Linked DNA regions of Homo sapiens: regions 1, 2 and 4 are each linked to region 3. The links are chromatin contacts, found by Hi-C in ENCODE. All regions are on one chromosome and are shown on one strand. The core of a region is the stretch at or near the end of the contact, and the rest is flanking DNA. Distances in the headings are between cores, read along the strand shown.

Evidence for each region. Hi-C counts contacts between places; a loop is a spot of excess contacts on that map. Pooled maps may share reads with other maps.
Region 1: a map with no recorded cell type shows a loop between it and region 3 (6-fold over the local background). The contact joins the promoter of MS4A1 here to the promoter of FAM111B in region 3. A Hi-C loop is called at or near these places in 2 of 37 single-sample maps with no recorded cell type and 2 of 50 pooled maps.
Region 2: a pooled map shows a loop between it and region 3 (6-fold over the local background). The contact joins the promoter of CLP1 here to the promoter of FAM111B in region 3. A Hi-C loop is called at or near these places in 1 of 168 maps with a recorded cell type or tissue (naive thymus-derived CD4-positive, alpha-beta T cell), 6 of 37 single-sample maps with no recorded cell type and 10 of 50 pooled maps.
Region 4: a loop to region 3 is called in a pooled map, with 10 times the contacts of the local background. The contact joins the promoter of TIMM10 here to the promoter of FAM111B in region 3. A Hi-C loop is called at or near these places in 8 of 50 pooled maps.

What each region holds. Positions count from the first base shown.
Region 1 is chr11:60,454,075-60,457,177 of GRCh38, forward strand. It overlaps MS4A1 (membrane spanning 4-domains A1), which reads left to right and starts at 1,773. Exons shown (of 8, transcript NM_152866.3): 1 at 1,773-1,871.
Region 2 is chr11:57,656,259-57,659,383 of GRCh38, forward strand. CLP1 (cleavage factor polyribonucleotide kinase subunit 1) reads left to right here and starts at 1,504. Exons shown (of 3, transcript NM_006831.3): 1 at 1,504-1,602. RefSeq lists an enhancer at 978-1,147.
Region 3 is chr11:59,105,630-59,108,741 of GRCh38, forward strand. It overlaps FAM111B (FAM111 trypsin like peptidase B), which reads left to right and starts at 1,608. Exons shown (of 4, transcript NM_198947.4): 1 at 1,608-1,667; 2 at 3,039-3,083. LOC105369315 (a long non-coding RNA gene) reads right to left here and starts at 1,096. Exons shown (of 3, transcript XR_007062680.1): 1 at 1-1,096. RefSeq lists enhancers at 1,497-1,586, 2,727-2,776.
Region 4 is chr11:57,529,317-57,532,435 of GRCh38, forward strand. It overlaps TIMM10 (translocase of inner mitochondrial membrane 10), which reads right to left and starts at 1,438. Exons shown (of 3, transcript NM_012456.3): 1 at 1,342-1,438; 2 at 803-918. The coding sequence starts at 873. RefSeq lists an enhancer at 1,438-1,617.

The DNA.
Region 1 (3,103 bases), core at 523-3,022, 1.3 Mb after region 3:
GTGATACATCAAATAAGATGCTATTGACAAGTCCAAATTGTAGTGAGAATTTCAACACACTCAAGCACTAAAATGTTGATCATTCAAATGAGCAAAGACAAGGTAAATGTTTATGCATTCATACAAATTCAAATTCAAGTTTATTTGGGAAGAATCATACATAGAGCCACCTAAGTTATCTCATTGGCCACAAAGTAGCAAACAACCTGAGACTGACTGGGGAAATACAGGGCTCAAACAGAGAAAAGGATGCAAAAGACCAGGTTGTGCTGCCACAACTCAAGCCCCTTTGCTGCCATACATTTGCCAAGTCCTGACCCTGTTCCCATGCCAACTAAAATGAAGGCACATGCCTCTAACCACCCCACCATCCAGGACTCAAACCTCAGGTTTCACAATCATCCACAACTCAGACCCTAGGTAATTGTCCTCCCATCACCAATCACTCAAGCATTTCAGCAGATATGCATAGACCCTCAATTAGAATGTTAAATGGATGATGGATCTTCTGTTCCCACTCTCCTTCACTCTACAGCATCTCTGAGAGGTGACTGCATGACTTTACTTGAGTATTCTTGAAGAAGTAAATTCTCTATTGAAATGGTAGCCAGTTCCCCTAATGAACGGCTCCAACAATTTTTTTTTTTAGAGTGGCATCTTTTTAAATATCACACCACAATCAGCCTCCCCAGAACTACTTCTACCCAGTGGATCTAACCCTATGGTTCCAAACTATCTTAAATTTAAAAAGAGAGGCAGAAAGAGAAAGAGAGAAGAGATGAAAGAGAGAGACAGGAATGAACCTCGAATTAGGCAACAGAGCTGCCTGCCATATTTCATCCCTTTAGATTAAATAAACAAATAATTACCTAACTATAGCTCTGTGTCTCTAATAAAATGAAGCAATGAACAGGGAAATAAAAATGTAATTAAAAATCCCACATATGAACATAAAAGTTGAATATTGTAGGGGGAGAGAGAGGACATTATCTTTGGGCAAAACTTTGATTCACATCCCAAATATTTAGACTCTCCTGACACTACCAACTTCTTCCATTTCCCTACTTGATCTAGTACTGTGCTTGATGACCCTGCAGCTCCAGACTAGACTAAAAAGAGAGGGGACACAAGGGAACTTGACAGACAGAAGAAAAAGGTGGGTTCAGAGGTAAAAGTGCTATTTCAATTTATATTTCCAAATATGGAGGCTAATTCTTGCTTTGAGTGGCTGGGTACATGTACTATGGCACTAAAGTATAATTTTAGGCCATTTCTGCTAAATCTGACACAAGATATATACATGGTTCATAAGAAACTTAAGTGTGAGCCAATGAGGACAATATTTGGGGACCCCTAAGTATAGTGCTGCCAAGTGTACAGCCTCAGTGATTCTTGAATCTCTGCATGGATGCCTCCTGCCCACCTACTCAGCCCTAAAAGTGAAGCCAGAAGGTAAAAGTCAGTGCTAACGGCCCATCTTTGACCAACTTCTAGAATCTTTCTTGTCCTCAGGGACCTACCATCCACACCTGCTTATAGGGTGGGGGCTGCAGAAGTTCTTCTAATTAAGGTAGCATGAGCATGCCAGGCAGTCCCCTGGGGTCTTTTTCAAGAAGTGAAACCTGGTAAGGCAGAAACTTTTTTTGCACCTCCTTCAGCTATGGTAAGTGTTAAACCAAAGTAATTGGAGCGAAGCCCAAGGTAGCAGAAGCTACTGATTTCCTGTCACCTGATGTCTATCAGCGATTTCATCTTCAGGCCTGGACTACACCACTCACCCTCCCAGTGTGCTTGAGAAACAAACTGCACCCACTGAACTCCGCAGCTAGCATCCAAATCAGCCCTTGAGATTTGAGGCCTTGGAGACTCAGGTAAGGAATCAATTTGCTTTCTTTAAATGACTTAAAGGAGGTGATGGATAAGGTATAGAATGGTTTTGAAGACTGGAGGTTCTTGATCTTAATTCTAGAGTTTCCCTAGTCAGACTTCCTAATAGTTCTATGACTTAAGGAGGGGTGACGATATCAAGGCTTGCTGCCCACTCACTCCTCTAATCAGTCTCCCTCTCAACAATTACCCTATGCAGTCAACTGTGAATCATTCCACAAAAGTAGTAGATTGCAGCATATATATTAAATCATGGTTTCTAAACCATTGGGTTCAAACTGGAGCTCTACCACTAACAAACAATATAACCTTGGGCAAATTACTAAACCTCTAAAGCCTCAGCTTCCTCATCTATAAAATGGGGGCAATGGTACCCATTACATTAGGAAAATTGGAACTAAAATCCTGAATCCCTTAGGACTTCCCAATACCAAATGAGAAAATAATCAGTCATAGGCATAATGAAAAAAACTCCATTTGTCTTCCTGTAAATGCTTTTGTCTACATTAAATGTAAATATACCTAGAAGTATAGGTGGCTTTACAGGCTAACATTTTCTGGAGGGGATTTGTGGACACCAAGTTGAGCATGAAATCCTGCCTCAAATCTATCACATGGGAAACCAAGAGTAAGAGGGGGCGCTGCAGATGTGGGGGAGCTCTAATGAAGGAAAACAAGGATTAATTTTAATCATGCCATTACTGTTTTCTGAATCCAGTATATAAGTGATTCCCTTTCCCTGTTTCCCATAAAATGGCTTAATCTCACTGAGAATCCGGTGGAAAGAAATGTTTAATCCAGCATTGTGAGCATTTTTGTGTGTGTGTTTTGTTTGTTTGTTCATTTTTTAGTGGAGACAAGGTTTCTCCATGTTGGCCAGGCTGGTCTCGAGCTCCCGACCTCAGGGGATCCACCTGCCTCGGCTTCCCAAAGTGCTGGGATTACAGGTGTGAGCCACTGCACCTGGCCATTGTGAGCACTTGTTAAGCTTCCCTGAGGAAGTAGCTGAGTTTGATGTTCAGCTTAATGTAACTGAGCTCATAGTACATAGAAAACAGGTTCCCTATGCAAGTCTAGTAGGATACAGGATTCTCCGAAGAAAGTAGTTGATGTCTAGTAAGGAAAGCAAAGAGCTAGGAGCTCTGAAGAATTCCTTGCAATCAGGCAAGGAGAGCAGGAACGCCCTCAGGTGATGTGCATATCTAATGCAGAGTTT
Region 2 (3,125 bases), core at 254-2,753, 1.4 Mb before region 3:
CCGGGATTACAGGCGCCCGCCACCACGCCTAGCTAATTTTTGTATTTTTAGTATAGATGGGGTTTCACCATGTTGGTCAGGCTGGTCTCGAACTCCTGACCTCAGGTGATCCGCCCGTCTCGGCCTCCCAAAGTGCTGAGACTGCAGGCGTGAGCCACCGCGCCTGGCCTAAATGTTTACTATTATTATAACCGGACTCAGAAACTCTGGGTTTGAGTCCTAGCTCTACCAATGGCTGTTAATGTTTGGGCAAACCTCTGCACCTATCTGAGTCTCCTCCCCCATCTGAAATTGGATATAATAAAGCTGTCTTTACAGGGTGGCTGTGAAAGAAGATGCCTGAAAGGGATCTGAAAAATGTTAAGTATTGCACGAATGAATGATATTATAGCCCCTTCCGCCCCAGCCTATAATAAAAACGTAAAAGCTGATATCAGATTTTTTTCTATATTACAGGCATTGTACTTAGTACTTTACAGGCACATTCCTGCAATCGTCAAAACAACTTTAGGAGGTTGGGCACTGTTATTATCCCAACTTTGCAGACAAAAAACGATATCACGCTTGAGCCCAGGAGGTCGAGGCTGCAGTGAGCCATGTTCGCGGCACTGTACTCCAACCTGGGCGAGAGAGTGAGACCCTGTCTCAAAAACAAAAAGAAAAAAAAAAACGATCTCAGAGAGATGAAGCCTGTGATTTGCTCAAAGTCACACAGTAATGTAAGCAGTATAGCAAATAATATAAGATTCCAAAGCCCAAGGTAGTAAAAAGAGGATTATAGACGTGGTGGAACCTGTTGGCTGCGGGGCAAATGACTGACCTGTAACTGTCAGGGATTTATGGAGGGAAATGAGTGCCTAACAAAAATCCTCGTTTAGTGGGAGAGAGGTTGTTGGGTAATGACTGACTTGTAGCTGGAAGAAATCATCGGATTTTTATTCTTTTATTAAAGAAAAAAAATTTGAAATGCCTTCCATGTGCCAAGCACTGTGTCAGGTGGGAGATGACAGCTTGGTGAAACCTCTGTCAGGCTGTCTTCCTCCGCTTTCTCTATCCCTGGGTTTCCCCCTGCCTAAAAAGGATTTTGTGCTTCGTGGCTTGTCCAGGCAAGCAGGCCGTCGCGGGACCTAGACCGAGACAGTGAGTCTCTCTTTCTCCCGGGCCTCCCTTCTGTTTCCTGGGCTGCAGGGGAGCAGGAAATCTGGGGCGAGATTCCCGCCGCGGACGCGCACTGCCGAAGCCTGGTCCCTCGACCTGTCCCTGCCCAGCGCGGGGGCGCAACCGCCACGCCTCCTCACCCCTCCCTCCGGCTGCACGAATAATGACAACAGCCGCCCCTCCCACCTTTGGCGTCACGTTCAAAACAATCCTTTGACTACAACTCCCAGAAGGCCGAGCGGCTTAGCGAGTGCACCCGCTCTCGGCTGCTCCGGCAAACTACACATCCCAAAGGGCAGCGCGCGACCGCGTGTCCTTTCACAGCGCAAGTGCGGAACTGCGTTTGTTTCCGGCGTGGGTCCGGGCAAGAACCGCTTGTAGTTTGGTTTAAATTCTGCACGGGAGGACCTTCTGAGTTTACCTGTTGGGCTCCTGGCTGCGCAGGTGAGTTAAAAAAAGGGCAGGAACACAACTGTCACCTCCTTGGGGTCTGGGGACATTTTGGTGTCTGGGGAGATTTTGGTGTCTTGGGGAGATTTTGGTGTCTGGGAAGGTTGGGACAAATGCTGGAGCTAGAGCTGCAGTCCAGGATCAGAAATAATTCATATCGTTTCCTTGCCGTTTTCTAGTTTACGAAGTGCTTTTTTTTCCTCCCACAATTCCTGTAAACCCCAAGAACAACACTGTATTTGAGGAAGTGTAAGTGCTTCCAGTCGACAGCTTCAAAGGTTCAGAGAAGTTAAGTGATTGTCTAAAGACACTACTAGTAGTTACAGAGACGAGGATTAGGCTGTTTTCTGAGTTCAGACCCGGTGTGCTCTGCTTTGCATCCGTATTTCAGACGCCCTTTCCTGTTGACTAGGATGATTGGGGTCAGGGCATCTGTTACCTTCTCAAGTTTGGAGTTTACCAATAGAGTGATGGAGGGTGATATAATTAAATCTTCTGTCAGTCTGTAGGTATGGTTTTTCTCTGATGTCTGAGACATTAATTCACTCAATGTATTGAGGTGCCTACAGTCTGTCAAGCTGTATTCTAAGCAGTATATAGTATCAAACAAAAATGCCTAAGTCTTACATTTTGGGGTGGAGGAGGCGGGGAAGACACAATATATAGTGAGACCGATGGTGATAAGAAATATGGAGAGAATTAAAGCAAGGTAAGGGGAAACATTCATTGTATGTTTTTATTATTTATTTATTTATTTGTTTATTTTATTTTATTTTTTTTTGAGACAGAGCCTTGGTCTGTCACCCAGGCGGGAGTACAGTGGCATGATCTCGCCTCACTGCAACCCTGCAACCTCCACCTCCTGGGTTCAAGCGATTCTCCTGACTCAGTCTCCTGAGTAGCTGGGACTACAGGCGCCCACCATTATGCCTGGCTAATTTTTGTATTTTTTAGTAAATACTGAGATTTCACCATGTTGGCCAAGCTGGTCTTGAACTCCTGACCTCAGGTGATCCACCCACCTTGGCCTCCCAAAGTGCTGGGATTACAGGCGTGAGCCACCAGGCCTGGCCAATATTTGCATTTTTTCTACAGACGGGGTTTCACCATGTTGCCCAGGCTGGTCTTGTACTTCTGAGCTCAGGGGATCTGCCCAACTCAGCGCCCCAAAGTGCTGAAATTACAGGCCTAAGCCACTGTGCCTGGCCCATTGGATGATTTTTTTTTTTTTTTTTGAGATGGAGTCTTGCTCTGTTGCCCAGGCTAGCATGCAGTGGCACAATCTCGGGTCACTGCAGCCTCTGCCACCTGGGTTCAAGCGATTCTCCTGCCTTGGCCTCCCAAAGAGCTGGGATTACAGGCACCCTCCACCATGCCCGGCTAATTTTTTTTTTGTATGTTTAGTAGAGACAGGGTTTCACCATGTTGGCCAGGCTAGTCTTGAACTCCTGACCTCAAGTGATCCAGCCACCTCGGCTTCCCAAAGTGCTGGGATTACAGGCGTGAGCCACCATGCC
Region 3 (3,112 bases), core at 358-2,857:
GGGGCTTTATGCTAATGGAATGTGCAGATGCTCCTCCCTGAGGAGCACCTTTTACCAGGGCAAATTCTCTATCTCCAATGATGTCAGGCAATTTCGACAACACCATTCTCTACCATCTCTTGCTTTTCATAGATTTGTTTCCTCCAGATTCTACAAAAAAAGAAGATCAAGTCTCCTTGTGCAATGATTTACTCTCTGATGTATATTGGTGCCAGGCACGTGTACTGCTTTCAGATGATTCAAGAATAACAGCGATTTAAGAAAGCTGTCGTTAAGTTTTCTCTTCTCTTTGTCTGTATGACATTATTTTTACAATTATACTTCCAAAGTTTGCTCTTTCCGAACACCTCAAGACCCGTGTAATTTAAGCAGTGATTTTAGGGGTCTCTGTATATTTTATATTAATTTCAGAAACATGCTCATGATTATTCCACCAAAACTATCAACTGTTACATAAACATCTGTCCTTCTATGAGTTACAAAATAATTGTCTCCATCCCCACTTAACCATCTTCTCTCCTTCTTTGAGCAACTTCTGAAAAATAACACCCAATACTGATGGCATCTCATTCTATTCAGCTTCTCAGACAGTAAGACGTTCTTTTCTTAAACAGTAAGATGTTTTCTCAAGCCCCATGCAAAGCACTTCTTTGATATCAGTTTGGGGAGGTCGTACTCTGGAGCCTTCATCCAAAGGGTAAAGTACAGCACTCAGTAATGCGCGTCCTGGGAACGAGGCCTAAGCAGTGCTGGCCACTGCCTCCTCCAGGCTGGCATTGTCTGTGTTCGCCAGCCCCGCCGCGAAGTTAGCTCATTTGTGATCAGGCCAAGTCCCTTTAGATTTCACGCAGACGCGGGTGCAGCCTGCTCTGGGACTTGAAGTCCGCTGGAGCCTGGGCCTCTGCATTATCCGGGTGGAGCTCTCTCTGCTGCTGCCGCCAAAGGATCCCGCCTGGATGCTCATCCCGCCACCGTCGCCCACCCCGCCGCTGCAGAAAGGCAGCAACTGCCACACACCTAAGCAACTTGGCGGGCTATTCGCCCTGCAGCTGCCGCCAGCGCGCGGCTCCCGCCAGCGCGCTGGCAATCAAAAGTCGGAGAAAGCGCGAAACCTCCAGGCACCTCCCACTCCGCCCAGCTACCGCGCAGCTCCTCCCTAGCCTCCACTGGGAGACAGGGGACGCCCATGAGCGGGAAAGAGCAGGGCGGTGATTGCTTAGTTTATCCTGGGACACGGGAACTGGCCGTGGACTGAGTGGTGCCGGGGAGGGGATCACTGAGACCGGGAAGGGTCATCCAGACAAATAGGGAGGGTGGGCGGGTTGGCGCGCAGTACCCTCGGCCCGGCCTTCAGACCCACCTGCGCGCGCTGCGCGCTCATCCGGTCCTTCCCTTCAATCACTGTCTGGAGTGATGATAATTGGCTTCCACAGTGGATGAGAGATGAGTCATTTACATCCAATGAGAGAAAAACAGCCTCCAGAGACTCTTCGTCCATTGGCCAGCGAGAGTGTCAGTTCCCAGGCTCCTGCCGCGCACGGGCGAGCCCTTCTAGGCGGGAAAAGTTCAGCTGAGAGATATAAAAGAGCAGTCTTTCCAGCACCTGCAAATCCAGAGCGGCGGGCACTGACGGGCACTTGCACCGTGTGGACAGACTCTCCGGTTCTGTGAGTGGTTTTTCTTTTCCCGGGTCGGACCTGGAGTTCTTAGGGGGATGGCTGACAAGGGCAGTAGGCAGAAGGACCTCAGCCCAAAGTCAAGGGGGTTTTGGATGGGGAGCTGGGCAGCCGCCCGTTGTAATTCCCTTCCCCCTGTCTCAGCTTCAAAGGCCAAGAGTTGTACTCCTGAAGAGATACTTAGAGATCATCTGGGTGTTCCTGAATCTCGAGAGGGTCGTTTGACCCTGGTGGGTCCTTTCCCTGCCCGGTGCCGTTCGCGCCCATAGAAGGAGACCAGGTTCGGTTAAGCAGAGCAGAAACTATTCACTGATCAAGGAATGGAGTAGGAGAGCTCCTGCTCAAAGTGCCTGGAGTGTAGTGTGAGGGTGCTTCTTAAGGTCTTTTAGGGCAGGTAGTTGGAAAGCAAGGATTTCTGGAAAGAGACGGGGCTTTCCAGAAACAGCTGAGTGTGGCAGTCTCCTATTTTCTGTTGCCACCCAACACTACATGTGCCTAGCAAGCTGCGTTTCTCCCCGAGGCACAGATTGAGGTATGGTAATCAGCAAGGATTCAGGTTAGGGTAGCGCTTCTAAGTTCGTTTCCCATCTTGTAGCACGGTGGTTACTGACATCCAGTCTCTGTTTCTGTAAGCAAGCACAGCTTCAAGCACAGGTTACCTTCATAGGTTCTGGGGCTTTAGGAAAGCATTGAGGTCATCCTGCGGTGACAGAGGCAGCTGTTCAAAGAACTTGGTGCGCCTTTGAGGCGGGGGTTGTGGAGTGAGGCAGGTAAAAATGCAGATTCCATAGCCACACCCCGACATACTGAATCAGAGTCTGTGAGGGTGGGATCTGGAATCCTTTTTAAAAAGCTTAGAGGAACCAATTCACACGAACAATAAAAGTTTCATCTGAGCCAAAGTCCTTAATCTAGAAATGAGGAAATGGGGATCCCTAAAAGGGTTACAGGGAGAGGGTTGGTGGAAAGTTAGACTATGACAGTTTTAGGGTGGTTCTTTCCTGGCCTTGGAAAGTTTTCTCAGCTGCTGCTCTGATCAGTACACAGCTGAATGCTTTAGGGGAACCCTCTTCATATATCCAGAGTTCCCTCTCTGTGCAGGTCTCCCACCATGTCTTTGGCCTGTGACCTCTTGTCACCTTAGTCTCTCAGCTTTGTCTCCTTAAATCTGGAATTCCTACTGGTTTTGTCTTGCTGCCCTTCCTTGCCACACTGGCCTGGAATTCCTCAAGGTAGTCTGCTAAAGTGGATTATAGGATACATTTCAATTGTCACTGTCCTTAATTGCATAATGTCCAGTTCCTTGCAAACCATTGTTTCATATGTTTTGCTCTTTTTTGTTTTGTTTTGTTTTCATACTAGGGGGAAATCCAGTCCCTGTTACTCCATTTTGGCCAGAAATTCAAGGTAATGACTTTTAATGTTTCTGACTGCTA
Region 4 (3,119 bases), core at 188-2,687, 1.6 Mb before region 3:
TACACTTAAAAATCCTTCTAATTTATAGCCTTCAGGATAAACCAACCAATCAAGAGAGCTTAAGCCAATAAAAATAGCAGACATTTCACTAAGTGTTGGGCTTGAGGCTAAGGGCTTTCATATATTTTTAGATTTAATATTTATGATGTCCTATGAGGTAGGTATCATTATGTCTTCTTCATAATGAGGAAACCAATTGTCAAACAGTGCAAGTAACATGTCCAATTATACTGCTGGTGATTGGTGGAGCCAGGATTTGTTCCCAAATTTGCCAAATGGTTATGAGCACTAGTTGCAGAATCAGACTGAGGTGCTAGTTCTGGCATTGTTACTGACCAGCTGCCGACCCTAAGGAAGTTACTTAACCTCTAGAATCATCAATTTCCTCATTTTAAGACGGGACTAATAAAATTAACCCACTGGATTATTTTGAAGATTAACAAGTGCCTGACACAGAATAAAGGGTTTTAAAATGTTAACTACTAAATGGGCTGGCTATGTGCTATTTGTCAAGAGGCAAATACTCAGCTTTTCTTGGAACCTAACCAGAGCCTGGATTGGAGTTTCTCTTCCTGCTTGGCTCCTGCATTGCCAGTTCCATCCCCATCTAAATGCCCAACTCATTCTAGTGACCCTTTACTGCATCTACATTAGGATCAACCTTGAAGGTGGGTGTGGGGAGGGTAAGCATGGGCCTCAGGCTCCCCTACATTCAGGAAGGAATTTGTCATAAGTCATTCACCTTCGATAAGGGTGACCAAGACTTATTTTCCAAGACAGGGTAGCACATAGTTCTCTTTACCTGTTGTACATATCGGCCATCATCTCCACCTCCAGCTCCGCAGCCAGCTGTTGGGCCCTGAGAGGATCCATCTCAGCCTAGCACCGTGGAAGGGATCTCCTTCTGGCCTCCTAATCCTGGGAGCAGACATCACCATCAGCACCCACCGCCGCCGTTCACTCTCCTACCCCTGGGGCTAGAGGATACAGAGGACTCACAGGGCGCCAGACCACCACGGGCCACTAACCTCAGTGAGCTTAACCACCCCATTTCACGGATGTGGAAACTGAGGCCTAGCCCAAGGTCGCACAGGACGTCTATGGCGAGCCTGGAAATCGAGCCCCGGATCTCTGATGCCCCAGTTCCTGGAGGTCACCTCTATTCAGGAGATCGAGGACCGGAGGAGAACTCTCTAACCCACGAACCTGAACCTCCAGGGCCCTGGGAATGGGATCATACGCTGAACAGAGGCGACCGGGACCCAGCCCAAAGGCTACACCTCTGAAATGGCGACGCCATCATCAGGGCCACATTGAATTCAGAGGTCATGTGTCACTTACCACTGCCTGGGACGGATCACAATGCCCACGGAGACCCCAACTTCTGACAAATACTATAACGTTACCCGCCTCCCGAGAGGCTCCAGCGGAAGCACGTGGGTTACTTCCGGGAGGAAAGTCCCGCCTCTTCTTTGATTCAAACTCGCTTCCGGAATTAAATACCAACGAGACGGCGCCGGGAACTCGGCGATCATAGAGAGGGAGCGGCTGGCGCCGGGCGAAGAGGAAGGCGACTTGCCAGTGCTAGAGAGGACACCAAAGTACCATAGAAGCTTGGGCGGGGTGCAGAGCGTCTGCAGCCCGATCAGAATTCAAGTCCTTTGGGATGTCACCGAGCGGCTTCAGTTTATTGGTTCTGTAGGAAGAGGCGTGGCGACAGACACCTGTGAACCTCACCCCCGTTCCAGACAGCCGACTCCTGTGCGCAAATCAGGCGTGGAGAAGGAAGAACGCCCCCAAACAGCGGTTCTGTTTTTGTTTCGCGTTAAAATCACCTGGAACGTTTTTAAACATCCCAGTGCCCAGGACTCACCTCATTTCAATTAAATCAGAATCTCTGGGAGTACAGTTTAAAATTCCTCAGGCAGCAATACAATTTAAAATTCCCCAGGTGATTCGTATGTACAGCCAAATTTGAGAAGCAGTGCTCCACGGGACGTTGTGCGATTACTGCTGTGTGTAGGTCACACTAAGCCCCGTCTGGGGTTGCAAAGATAAGCGAGATAGGCTTCCTGTTCGCAGAAAGACAAGACGTGTAAAATATGTTTTCTTCAACAGTTAGAGGTCCTCAGCCACAAAGAGATAATAAAAGCAATTTCGGCTGCCACCAGGGCTAATCTTGGGTGAGGGAAAGAAGGGTACTGGTGAACTTTCCAACTTTCAAGACTTAATGTGTTCTTCAAACTGCACCATTCACTCATTCCCCACTAAAAAGAAGGAAACAAGGAAACAATACTCAGTCCCTTGATTTGTCACACAATTTCCTGGTAAAATAAATTTACAAGATGTAAATTAATGACGCAAGGGCACATTGCCCATTGGAAAAGGTGGGCTAGACATTTTCTGTGTGGTCATCATAAGCTTCCCTAATTGTCCAAGACCATCCTAATTTTAAACAATTGACCTTTCTACTGCTTTGAAGACTCATCTTTGCCAAACTTGTGCCCTGATTTTTAAAGATTGGGGTATAACATTCATAAAGTGCATAAAATACACGAATGTTAAGCTTAATTAAATATATATGTATCTATATATGTACATTTGTATAACCGCCATCCAGATCAAGATATAAAATACTTCCTGCACCCCAAAAAGTTATCTTGTGTTCCTTCCCCATCAATACCCCCTCTCGAAGTTAACCACTATTCTGACCTCTATCACCATCAATTAGTTTTCCTTGTTCTTGAACTTCGTGTAAATGGAATTATACATTATTTTCTATTTTGTGCCTGACTTCTTTAGCTCAATGTACCTGTAAGATTTCCTCCATATTGTTGTGTGCATCTGTTATTCCTTCTGTTTTATTGCTGTCTAGTGTTTGATTGTATGAGTATGCCACAATTCATCTATCCATTCTCCCGTTGGTGGATGTTTGGATTGTTTCCAGTTTTTGCCTATTATGCAATAATGCTGCTATGATACTCTTGTACAGATGGACATATCTTGCCTTGGTTTTTGCCTTTGAAAATATAGTCAACATTGGCCGGGTGCAGTGGCTCACGCCTGTAATCCCAGCACTTTGGGAGGCTGAGGTGGGTGGATCACCTGAGGTCAGGAGT